3 separate regions of the Homo sapiens genome follow, and regions 2 and 3 are each linked to region 1. A link is a contact called in ENCODE Hi-C or POLR2A ChIA-PET data. All regions are on one chromosome and are shown on one strand. The core of a region is the stretch at or near the end of the contact, and the rest is flanking DNA. Distances in the headings are between cores, read along the strand shown. Region 1 holds the start of ZFPL1 (zinc finger protein like 1). Region 2 holds the start of ESRRA (estrogen related receptor alpha). Region 3 holds the start of PCNX3 (pecanex 3).

Region 1 (3,320 bases), core at 274-2,773:
AGGAGAAACACATATGGAGCTGACTCTTGCATGAGCTCCTTCAAAAACTGGAGCTAAGGCTCTTACCCCAGATTCAGGTCAAAGTCATGACACATATGTCTGCTGACTTCTTTTAGCTAACTTTAATGTGGGAAACTCACTTCCTCTCTGTTTAGCCTTGGAATCAGTGGTGGATCCTGAATATCTGAAAGCAACATGCCGGTCTGGCTAGCTAATAGTCACGGCCACCAGCATACCCGTAAGCTTGACTGGTTCTCGCTGAAACCTCCAGATTGGCAGGGCTTAATTTTTAGGAAAGAGGAACTAGGAGCTTTAATTTTTAGGAAAGACAGTGAGGCCTAGAAAGGAAGAATAACTTGCCTGAACTTACACAGCAGGTAAGGAACTTTAACAGGACTAGAATCTGGGCTCTGAGACTCGGGGGACTCACTGTCCTGCTGCTTGAGGAGGGCCTGGAAACCAGTCACCAAGCTGGCCCCTGAGGCTGGCCTGATCCCCCCGAGGTGCCAAGGCCTCACCATAGCAGACAAGGCGGGTCGTCTCTCGGCTGGCCAGGGGTATGTTGCACAGGCGGCAATTGGGGTTGTAGTCGCTATCTTGGAGCCATTGCAGGTAGGACTGGACGATGCACTGGAGTGGGAGAGAGATGTCACAACTGGTGCTGGGGCTGCTCGGCCTATCACCCCAAGGTCCGACTGTCTCTTTTTCTCTAGCCACAGAGGAGACTCATCCTTTCGTTTGTTTAATCAATAAATATTTATTGAGCACATACTGTGCACCAGACTCTCTCTTGGGAACGGGGGATATATCAGTGAACAAAATAAATCAAGTCCTTGCCCTTGTGGGGCTTACATTCTAGCGCGGGGCCCCTCATGGATTTGGAGGAAGCCAATACCGCCTTGCCCACCCAGTGCCCTGCTCAGTCGCTCCCCTGAAGGCCCCACCTTGGCGTGATTGGCTACCAGGCAGTGCTCGCAGACGTTGACCCGATGTTCGAAGCAGAACAGGTTGGTCACCTTTCTCTTGGGGCACTTACAAAGCCCCATGATCGATCCTGGGAAAGGGGCATGAGTTGGTAGGAAGTCAGGTTCTGGTGGCCACCACTACGCTCTCACCAGCCCAGTTTCCACTCTTAACTCCCCCAGACACCTCTCATATTCGCCCCGATCTCAGATTCCTGCCCACTGTCCCTCCTTATGCGGAGAAACACCCCCTGCATAAATCCCGCCTCCGGCGACCCCTCAATCCTTCTGGATCCCGCCCCCGGCCAGGCCCCTCCATCAGAGGCTCCCCGATACTACCGGCCCCGCCCCCAAGACCTCTCCTGAGCCCCACCCCCTCCAAGTCCCGCCCCTTCTCTACAGACCCCAGTCTCTGTGTTTACTGATCGGCCGCTGCACTGGTTCCGAAGGGCGGTAGCGATGGCTCGAGGCGCGGAAGGGCAGGGACCACTCTCCCCAGGGCTCCTGCGCCTCTCCCTTCAGCCCCGGCCGCCCCGATTATCCCTCCGCTGCCACGTCTCTTCCGGGTGCGGCGCGCGCTGATGACGCCATCGCGCCCCTGGGCCACGCCTCCGCTGCCGCTAGAGGTGAAGACGGGTGGAAAAGACTCGGGGTTCCGAGGGCCGCAGACCGCTAGCCCTACGTCACTTCCGCTTCCTTTCCCGCAGGGCGGGTAATTCGAACGTTTTTTGCAGCGAGTGGCCTTCCCGGTTGGCGCGCGCCCGGGGCGGCGGCGCTGGAGGAGCTCGAGACGGAGCCTAAGTTATGTCTGGGAGGCGAACGCGGTCCGGAGGAGCCGCTCAGCGCTCCGGTGAGCGGAGGGCGCGCGGGAGACGTGAGGTCGAGCCGTTTGGGGGACGCAGTCCGGTGAAAGATGGCCTCTTCCCTCCCGCTGCCGCCGCCGGAGGAGGCGCCCTTAAAAGGGCTTGTTTGGGAATCTTCTCGCTGTCTCTAGAACCTGTTCTCTGGACTCTAAGGTCTAGAGTCCTCCTCTACCACTTAACTTTTTTCTCTTTCCAGGGCCAAGGGCCCCATCTCCTACTAAGCCTCTGCGGAGGTCCCAGCGGAAATCAGGCTCTGAACTCCCGAGCATCCTCCCTGAAATCTGGCCGAAGGTGAGCCCCAGATTTCTCACTTCCTCCCCTTGTGGCCCCTCACCTAATGTTGAGCTCACGTTCATCCCTCTTCTCCAGACACCCAGTGCGGCTGCAGTCAGAAAGCCCATCGTCTTAAAGAGGATCGTGGCCCATGCTGTAGAGGTAAAGGCTAAGGAGAGTGTTGTGGGTGGTTAGGCGGGCAAAACTGGGGACCAGCTATGTGATCAATTGGTATTGTCCCCCGCAGGTCCCAGCTGTCCAATCACCTCGCAGGAGCCCTAGGGTGAGTTCACTTTCATCTACTTAATTAAGTAGAATCTGGGTCACTCTAGAGCTGGACAGCACACATTGGCTCCTCACATCTGCCCAGGGAGCTGTTTTGCAGTACTGCAAAAACAGTTTGCCTGTGGGCACCTGCATGCATTGCCAGTCTTGATTACTCCCTGAAGACTTAATACACTTAACTTTTTATGCCTTGTGTATTTCTACCATTTTCCTGGAACTTCCTTTAAAAGCTGAGCTATGTCTTAACTCCACGTACTGCCTTTCTAATCCATTATGCCTTCAGCTTTCATGTATGGGTGTTCTGAGATAAGTCATGTGTATGACATTTTTACAGTTTTAGCAGAAGTTATTATCAAAGGATGTTTCATTAATAGACAATCTGAAGACATACTGACTGAGAAATGTGAACTCCTTTGAAGAGCTGATAGGGCTTAGAGTCAACTGGGGAGAAAGACCAATGACAAGTGATAGCAACGTTGTGTACTGGGACTGCAATAAGGAATACTAGATGCTATGATGGTAGCTAACCCAGACCATGTGGCTCAGGGAATGTTTCGTGGAAGAAGAAACATTTGAACTGAGTCTTTAAAGACAAGTAGAGGCCGGGTGCAGTGGCTCACGCTTGTGATCCTAGCATTTTGGGAGGCTGAGGCGGGCAGATCACTTGTGGTCAAGAGTTTAAGACCAGCCTGGCCAACGTGGTGAAACCCTGTGTCTACTAAAAATACAAAATTAGCCAGGCATGGTGGCACGTGCCTATAGTCCCAGCTACTCAGGAGGCTGAGGCAGGAGAATCGCTTAAACCCAGGAGGCGGAGGTTGCAGTGGGCCGAGATCACGCCCCTGCACTCCAGCCTGGGTGACAAAGCGAGACTCCATCTCAAAAAAAAAAAAAAAAAAAAAGACAAGTAGGTTTGTTCCAGGTCAAAGAAGCCATG
Region 2 (3,320 bases), core at 537-3,036, 780 kb after region 1:
TGGGAGCTGGACCAGGGGCCAGGGCCACAGGAGGCTCGGTCTCTGTCTCCGAGGAACCCTTTGGACTGTCAGGGCTGGCCGGCTCTGCCTTGATGTAGAGAGGCTCAATGCCCACCACCTGGCTGGACATGGCGCTGGTCACCTGCACGGAGAGACCCATAGGTTCGCAGGAAAGCACTGGTATGGGGGATGGGAGACACCCTGCCACACGGGTTGCCCAACCTCGGGCCTAGGGCCAGGCTTCCAAGCCCAGCAAGTGGGGAAGAAGGGGGGCAGAGTCCAAGGAAGGACTGCCCAGGAACACTGCCCCCTCCTAGCTGTTGCCATGGAAACAGAGTCTTCAGGGCCAGTAACTGACAGCAGGTCTCCCCCTTGGGAACCTGGGGGAGGCTTAGAAAGCCCCTACTCCCACCCAGGCCAGGGAGCAGGGTAACCGTAGCCCCCAGGCAACCTTCAACCCCACCTGGAATCCCTAGCCAGGAGCAGGATACTTCCCAGTTTTCTCCAGATGTTGGGGGGACCTCTGAGACCCTGCCCTCATCTGGGTATTCTGCATTGGAGAGCAGACCCAAGGCCAGTGGACGTGCTCACACCGAGTTCACACACTCCACTCACCGGGGTGCTCAGGAGCCCCACAAGCCCACGCAGGCTCGCTCTCTGCTGAGGGCTTTCACACTTGCACCGGCCTTCCCAAACCCGTGCTCACTCCTGCTCACACTTGTGCTCACACACTTCTCCTGGAGCGCACACCCCATCCACGAACTCAGTCAAGGCTCATGATCACACACACTCTCACTAGGTCTCCCCACATCCACACGCACAGGCACGGACTCATGAAAACACCTCCAGAGCTTTTCACACCTGACACGCGGCTGCCCTCCTGCCCCAGCATGCCGGTCCCAGGCACACGGCGGGCGCCGCTCCACCTCCTCGCGACCAGCCTGCAGGTCCACTCTTATACTCCCGCTGTCGCAGAGGCCGCCACCTCCCGGGGCGCCGCGTCCCGCCCCCAACCTGCGCACACCTTTGGGAAGTTGCCTAAAGTTGCTACGCCTCCCCCTCCCCGCCCGCGGGAGACCTCTACCAGGTTATCAGGAAGTAAGTGGGGAGAGCCAAGGAGGAGGAAGTTCTCCCCTGCCGGTGCGATGACCTTTGACCCAGAGAGGAGGGTGGCCCCAGGCCCCTTCGAGCGCCCCCACGTGGTCTTCAGAGCCCCTTCCCAGACATAGAGCCCTCCCCGTCTTCCACCCCGGCCAGCCCCAGGGACTTCGGCAAATGCGGGATTGAACCCTGCCCCGGAGCGGGCTGGATCGGAGGCCCAACCCTGACCCGAGTCAGGACCCGCAGCCAGAGCCAGATCCTGCCCCAGGCCGGCCCACCAGGACTCGGACGCCGGATCCCGCCTGAACCCTGACCAGTCCGACCCTCGACTGGGTCCCAACCGTGGCCCGGACTGGCCCCAGAGTCGGACCCCGCCTGCAGCCCGCCCCGCCCGCCTCCCTGCCGCGCTCGCACATGGCCCCCGCGCCCCGCCCGCCCACCCCCGCGGCAGCGCTCCCCTCCGCCCCCGGACCTGGGGCTCCGGCAGCGCGGTCGGGCAGGCATGGGGGCCGAGCGGCCCGGAGTGCCGGAGTGAGCCGGGGGCCGCGGGCGGCCCCTCCTCCGCCGCCTCCTCGGGCCGCGCCGCCCCACCGCGCCGCGTCCCCTCACTCGGCGGCGCCGCCGGCTGCTTGTAGGACACAAAAGGACATCGCGGCCGCTTCCTACTCCGCTTCCTCCAGCTGACAGCGGGGGTGGGGCCGGCCGTGCGCATGCAAAGCAGGGGGCGGGGCCCGGGGTCCTATGCTAATCAGACCAGCGGGGCGGGCGGCGCCTGCGCGCCCGGACGAGTCGGGGCGGAGCCGGCAGCGCCAGTGGGCGGGCCTTCGTGCAGGTCCCGCCCCGCAGCCCGCCGAGCCACTGCGGCGCACATGCGTACGCGGCCCCTGGGAGGGGCGGGGCCGGAGACGCGGAGGGCGGGGACAATAGAGCCGAGAGCAAGTGGGGCCAGAAGCGCTCTTTCGTAACGGAGGAGGCGGGGCTTGCTGCGCGCGAGAGGAGTGGGCGAGGCGGTGCAGGCTGCAGTCGCGGAGCCAAGAGACCACTTACAGATGAAAACGCAAGGGCGGGACGAGCGGAGAGGCTGGACCTGCTACCTATGCTTGAGGGGCGGAGCCTAGCGCGCCGTCGCGAGGAGGGAGGTGCTGCCCCGTTCCCCCTACCCCCTTCCCCCAAAGCGACACCAACTGAGCACTCGAACCGTAGACCCAGTAGCCCCACAGAGCTGCGGAACTCGGGGTGGGTGAAGCCGACTTAAAACATGCAATAAGTCCTGGATTGCGAGTCCCGGAAGGTAGGGCCGATAGGGCCCGGACGGAGAAAGCTCAAGGTCACTGCGGTGACCGAATGAAGGTCACTGCGGTGACCGAATGAAGGTCACGGGGAAGGGCGGGGCCACGTGCGTCCGCCTCACGCGGGCTGTCCTGCACTGACTCACGGACCATGCATCGACTCTTTTATTTCTTTAGGACTCAAATTCCACTCGGATGGGGTCAGGCTTGGGTCTGGGGACCGGGCTGGCACGGGGCTGGTTCGGGTCGCTGCTCGAGCCCAAGGTGGCGTTTTTAATTCACGTACAGCCTCTTGCTCCGGCGCTTCTTGAGCCCTTCGATGTATCGCTGCAGCTCCTTAGTCAGGAAGTGGTCCCTGCCGATCCCTAACTGGTAGCCTAGGAGGAGGGCAGAGCTCGGCTCAGGGCAGTGAGCAACCGAAAGGTCTCCCCACCAGGGGGCGCCGCATGTGTGATTCGAGGAACCGCAGATGATTCGAGGTAGCAGTAGCGCAGGGCACTCAGGTCTGTGTTAGCCTGGGGAACTTTGCATCTCTAAGGGTGCTGAGTGTTAAGGTGGAGGATGGATGAGGTCAAGGCTAGGGAAGAGGTTGCAGGCCTGAACTAGGGCGGTGGTAGCGAGCAGTTTGCCCACCTTCTGGACCAGCCACCCACTCTAAGCCATCAGCTGGCCCTTTATCACCGCTGGGCTTTCCTACCACAGCAGCAAAAGTTCACCCACATAATCCACTGTCCAAAGGCTCCTCACAACTCCCCAACCAGAGGCAGTCGAGGCCACACCAAGGCGGTCATCCCACTGTGCAGGTGGAGAAACAGCCACAGAAAAGCCTCCCTCAGCTGGAGAGGGGCTGCACTCAGCCTGGAGCCCAGGCCTCTGCCCATCACCACATGTCCCCCACTGGGTCTTCCTGTGCCCAGTCCCTCAGCTTTT
Region 3 (3,320 bases), core at 322-2,821, 530 kb before region 1:
GACCTGGTTGAAGCCAAACACAGAGTGCTGGGAGCTGCAGCGCACCGGGGGTGTGGAACTGACTTTCCGGAACACTGTCATCTCCACTCCGGGGTCCCTGGCGGTGAAAAAGAGCAGCAGCTTTGAGCTAACCTCTCCTCTGTGTATGCTACTTCCTCCCATCTTTGTCACTGCTTCTTTTTCAGAAGTCACTTTACAATTCCAGGGCTAACACAGGACAAGTGTTCACAATCACTCAGAGAGCCAATGTTCCCTAAGCCCCTACTCCACCCTGCAAGGTTCCGGCCCAGGCACCAAAAACCCTCAATCCCCAGCACAGCCCCTACCCCACCCACCTGGGTGGATTGCTGTCCCCCTGGGCAGGCTCTTCCTCCAGCTCCCCCATGGTAGAGCTGCGCTTCTCCACGATCTCGCCCTGGTCAAACATGGCATGAAGCCGATAATTGACAGTCTTGATAGTAGCAAAGATGACAGCCACCACGAGGCAGTACACGCCGGCCACCATCAAGCTGGGAGGCAGGACCTGAAGATGAAAGTAAGCCAGGTCCCTTTTCACAAAGCCTCGCCCCCACAGGATGTACCTGCCATCAACATCATAGCTGGGATTCACAGACTCACAAGAAAATTTCATCACCTCTCCACACAACCAGTACACAGACCTCGACAAAGGGCTCTGTATTCTGCTTAGCTGGATGAGATTAAGTGTAGGGTTCAAGGTCACTCGATCCAAGAAAGGAAGACTTTGGCCCCTCTTCCACACAGACCCAAACTCTGCAGTGATTCCTCTCTCTCCACGTCCCAGAGCCCAGGGCACTGCCCTGAATCCCTGCCAGGCTGCCCTCCCTCTCCCGGCTGGAGTTACAGGTGGCCGTGGCGTCTCACCATGTACAGTAAGAAGGGAAAGATGAGCAGGAAGATCCAGACATAGAGGTGGAAGCAGTTGGAGAAGGTGCTCTGGTGCGGGTCGAAGAACCAACCGCCGGTGAGCGAGGCCCACACCCCCTGGCGCAGGATCTGCAACACCTGCGACCCCATGGCCCCGCCGCTGCTGCCCGCGCCCCCCCTCCCGGGACCCTCATGGGGGCGGCCCCCGGCCCATGCCCCGTCTGGCGCCTGAGGGCCCCGGGGCCCGGCCTCACGCTCACGCCATGGCCTCCCCCAGCGGGGGAGGGGGGCTCGGCCGCGCGAGGGTGCGAGCAGGGGGCGGGGCCGGCCGGGACAGTCAGTGGTGCAAGGCCCGGACGCGGGGGTGGGGCTGCATCAGGGGCGGGGTCCGGGTCCCCACTCCTGGCCCAGAATTGCTCCGAGGGGCCGAGCCGGCAGGCAGGCGCGGGGCACGGGCCGGGTACCCGTCGGCGGCATCCAGAGGTGGTCGTGGGGTGGGTGCTCCCGGGGTGCAGGCGACAGCTCCCTAGTCTCCGGACCAGGGAGAACCCCAGGATCTGGGGTCCACTTTCGGGGTCGCAGGTCACTTGCTTGGGGCTCCGCGCTCGCCCGGCTTCTGCTGGTGCCGGCCTAAGGAGGAGGCCGGAAGAAGGAGCCGCGAACCGCCAGCCTGCAGTGGCGCATGCGCCCAACGATTCCAATTGGGACCCGGAAAAGGAAAACTTGACGGCATGAATGCGCAAGCGCAGAAAGGTGATGGCGCGGTAGGACGCGAGGGGTGCCCTTTGGGCGTGCGCAGACTCCAGGACTAAAGCAAGTTCGAGCGTAAAAGCGTTTGGGCGCATGCGTAGACCCAGGCGTTGCCAACCCAGGGTAGACGACTGGGCGGAACCAAAGAGACAGTTGAGTAGCCATTGGGTAACGGCAAAGTAATTGGCGCACAGCTCTTCCAATGAGTTACAGGAGGCGGGGAAAAGGTGGAGGCGTGGACTCCCCTAGTAGCAGCGAGAGTTCTGCACTACCGAAGCACGCCCCTCTCGGCCCGCCCCCTTTAATGCTGGACCTCGTACGTCACGACCGATTTCGCTCCCAGCGGCGTCTACTTCCGGGTCAGAGCTCAGACCTAGGGTGTAGAGAACAACCTTCCGTAACAGGCAGGAATAGTCGAAATAGGATAGCGTCGTCTTTCTTAAAGTGACAGGCTCAAAGCAATTGGGGCAGCCCTATCCAGAAGTTGTGAGGGCGACTCAGCTATTCTGAATCCAATCCTGGGCAAAGTTCTGGACAAGTCTCAGGTTTCTGCCAATGGGGAAGGGATATGAAGAAGCGGATTGTTTCCCAGGTGAGGAGAAGAAGAGAGCCTTAGGCAATCCACTCCAAGAGCTTGAGGTGCAGCCAGTTCCGTCTGTCCTCCAGTCTTCCCCACCCCATCCAACTAGCTCTACGAGGCAGAGCTTTCTCGTCCTCATATCATATATGAAAAGAATGGCCGGGCGCGGTGGCTCACGCCTGTAATCCCAACACTTTGGGAGGCCGAGGCGGGAGGATCACGAGGTCAGGGGTTTGAGACCAGCATGGCCAACATGGTGAAACCCGTCTCCACTAAAAATACAAAAATTAGCCGGCCGTGGTGCCACGCGCCGGTAGTCCCAGCTACTCGGGAGGCTGAGGCAGGAGAATCTCTTGAACCCGGGAGGCGGAGGTTGCAGTGAGCTTAGACTGCGCCATTGCATACCAGCCTGGGCGACAGAGCAAGACTCCGTCTCAAAAGAAGAAAAAAGAAAGAAAATAATGAGGCTCAGAATCGATGGATCGCACAGTCCCACAACTTCGCAGCCAAGACCAGACTCGGGTTCACCCCCTTCCCAAGTGTGGTTCTGTAACCCCGTTTTGCTGCCGCCGATGCGGATGCAGAGGGCAGAGATGGCCCATCCTTAGCAGAGACCAACCTCCACCCTAGGCAGCAGAGCACGCAGCTGGGGGCTTTTCTTTCTAGATCTCAAAAGCCTGCTGTGATGGGGGATCTGGTTCTGCCCTTTCCCTCTCTGCCTCTCCTGGCCCGCCTACCCGGGAACTCCCCGCCTGGAGCCTCTGGGAGGGGAGCGGTGCAGGCCGCCCGCGTCATCTGATGCTGTTTCCTGCAGGAGGGAGAAGAGCGGAAAAAAGTGAAACTCCACCCTCCACCTCTGCCTCCCGCCCCCGGGGCCAAAGTACAAAGGGAGGAGGAAGAAGGGAGCGGGGTCGGAGCCGTCGGGGCCAAAGGAGACGGGGCCAGGAACAGGCAGTCTCGGCCCAACTGCGGACGCTCCCTCCACCCCCTGCGCAAAAAGACCCAACCGGAGTTGAGGCGCTGCCCCTGAAGGCCCCACCTTACACTTGGCGGGGGCCGGAGCCAGGCTCCCAGGACTGCTCCAGAACCGAGGGAAGCTCGGGTC

Evidence for each region. A loop is a pair of places that touch in the nucleus more often than their neighbours do. ChIA-PET counts read pairs that join two places held with the same protein, here RNA polymerase II (POLR2A). Pooled maps may share reads with other maps.
Region 2: a loop to region 1 is called in a pooled map, with 12 times the contacts of the local background. The contact joins the promoter of ESRRA here to the promoter of ZFPL1 in region 1. A Hi-C loop is called at or near these places in 1 of 37 single-sample maps with no recorded cell type and 8 of 50 pooled maps. POLR2A ChIA-PET finds 5 or more read pairs at or near these places in 2 of 52 experiments (CD4-positive, alpha-beta T cell and GM12878).
Region 3: a loop to region 1 is called in a map with no recorded cell type, with 15 times the contacts of the local background. The contact joins the promoter of PCNX3 here to the promoter of ZFPL1 in region 1. A Hi-C loop is called at or near these places in 2 of 37 single-sample maps with no recorded cell type and 8 of 50 pooled maps. POLR2A ChIA-PET finds 5 or more read pairs at or near these places in 1 of 52 experiments (WTC11).

What each region holds. Positions count from the first base shown.
Region 1 is chr11:65,082,425-65,085,744 of GRCh38, reverse strand. ZFPL1 (zinc finger protein like 1) reads right to left here and starts at 1,523. Exons shown (of 8, transcript NM_006782.4): 1 at 1,367-1,523; 2 at 945-1,054; 3 at 519-630. The coding sequence starts at 1,046. CDCA5 (cell division cycle associated 5) reads left to right here and starts at 1,705. Exons shown (of 6, transcript NM_080668.4): 1 at 1,705-1,812; 2 at 2,022-2,116; 3 at 2,195-2,260; 4 at 2,346-2,381. The coding sequence starts at 1,767. RefSeq lists enhancers at 220-804, 1,394-1,663, 1,744-1,973.
Region 2 is chr11:64,303,990-64,307,309 of GRCh38, reverse strand. ESRRA (estrogen related receptor alpha) reads right to left here and starts at 1,786. Exons shown (of 7, transcript NM_004451.5): 1 at 1,574-1,786; 2 at 1-142. The coding sequence starts at 130. CATSPERZ (catsper channel auxiliary subunit zeta) reads right to left here. Exons shown (of 5, transcript NM_001039496.2): 5 at 2,540-2,767. The coding sequence ends at 2,664. It overlaps KCNK4-CATSPERZ (KCNK4-CATSPERZ readthrough (NMD candidate)), which reads right to left. Exons shown (of 11, transcript NR_133662.1): 11 at 2,541-2,767. RefSeq lists an enhancer at 1,090-1,159 and a silencer at 1,570-2,079.
Region 3 is chr11:65,614,027-65,617,346 of GRCh38, reverse strand. It overlaps PCNX3 (pecanex 3), which reads right to left and starts at 1,571. Exons shown (of 35, transcript NM_032223.4): 1 at 883-1,571; 2 at 336-523; 3 at 1-97. The coding sequence starts at 1,035. MAP3K11 (mitogen-activated protein kinase kinase kinase 11) reads left to right here and starts at 3,126. Exons shown (of 10, transcript NM_002419.4): 1 at 3,126-3,320. RefSeq lists a silencer at 1,077-1,326 and enhancers at 1,457-1,506, 1,517-1,666, 1,947-2,036, 2,097-2,146, 2,029-2,915 and 1 more.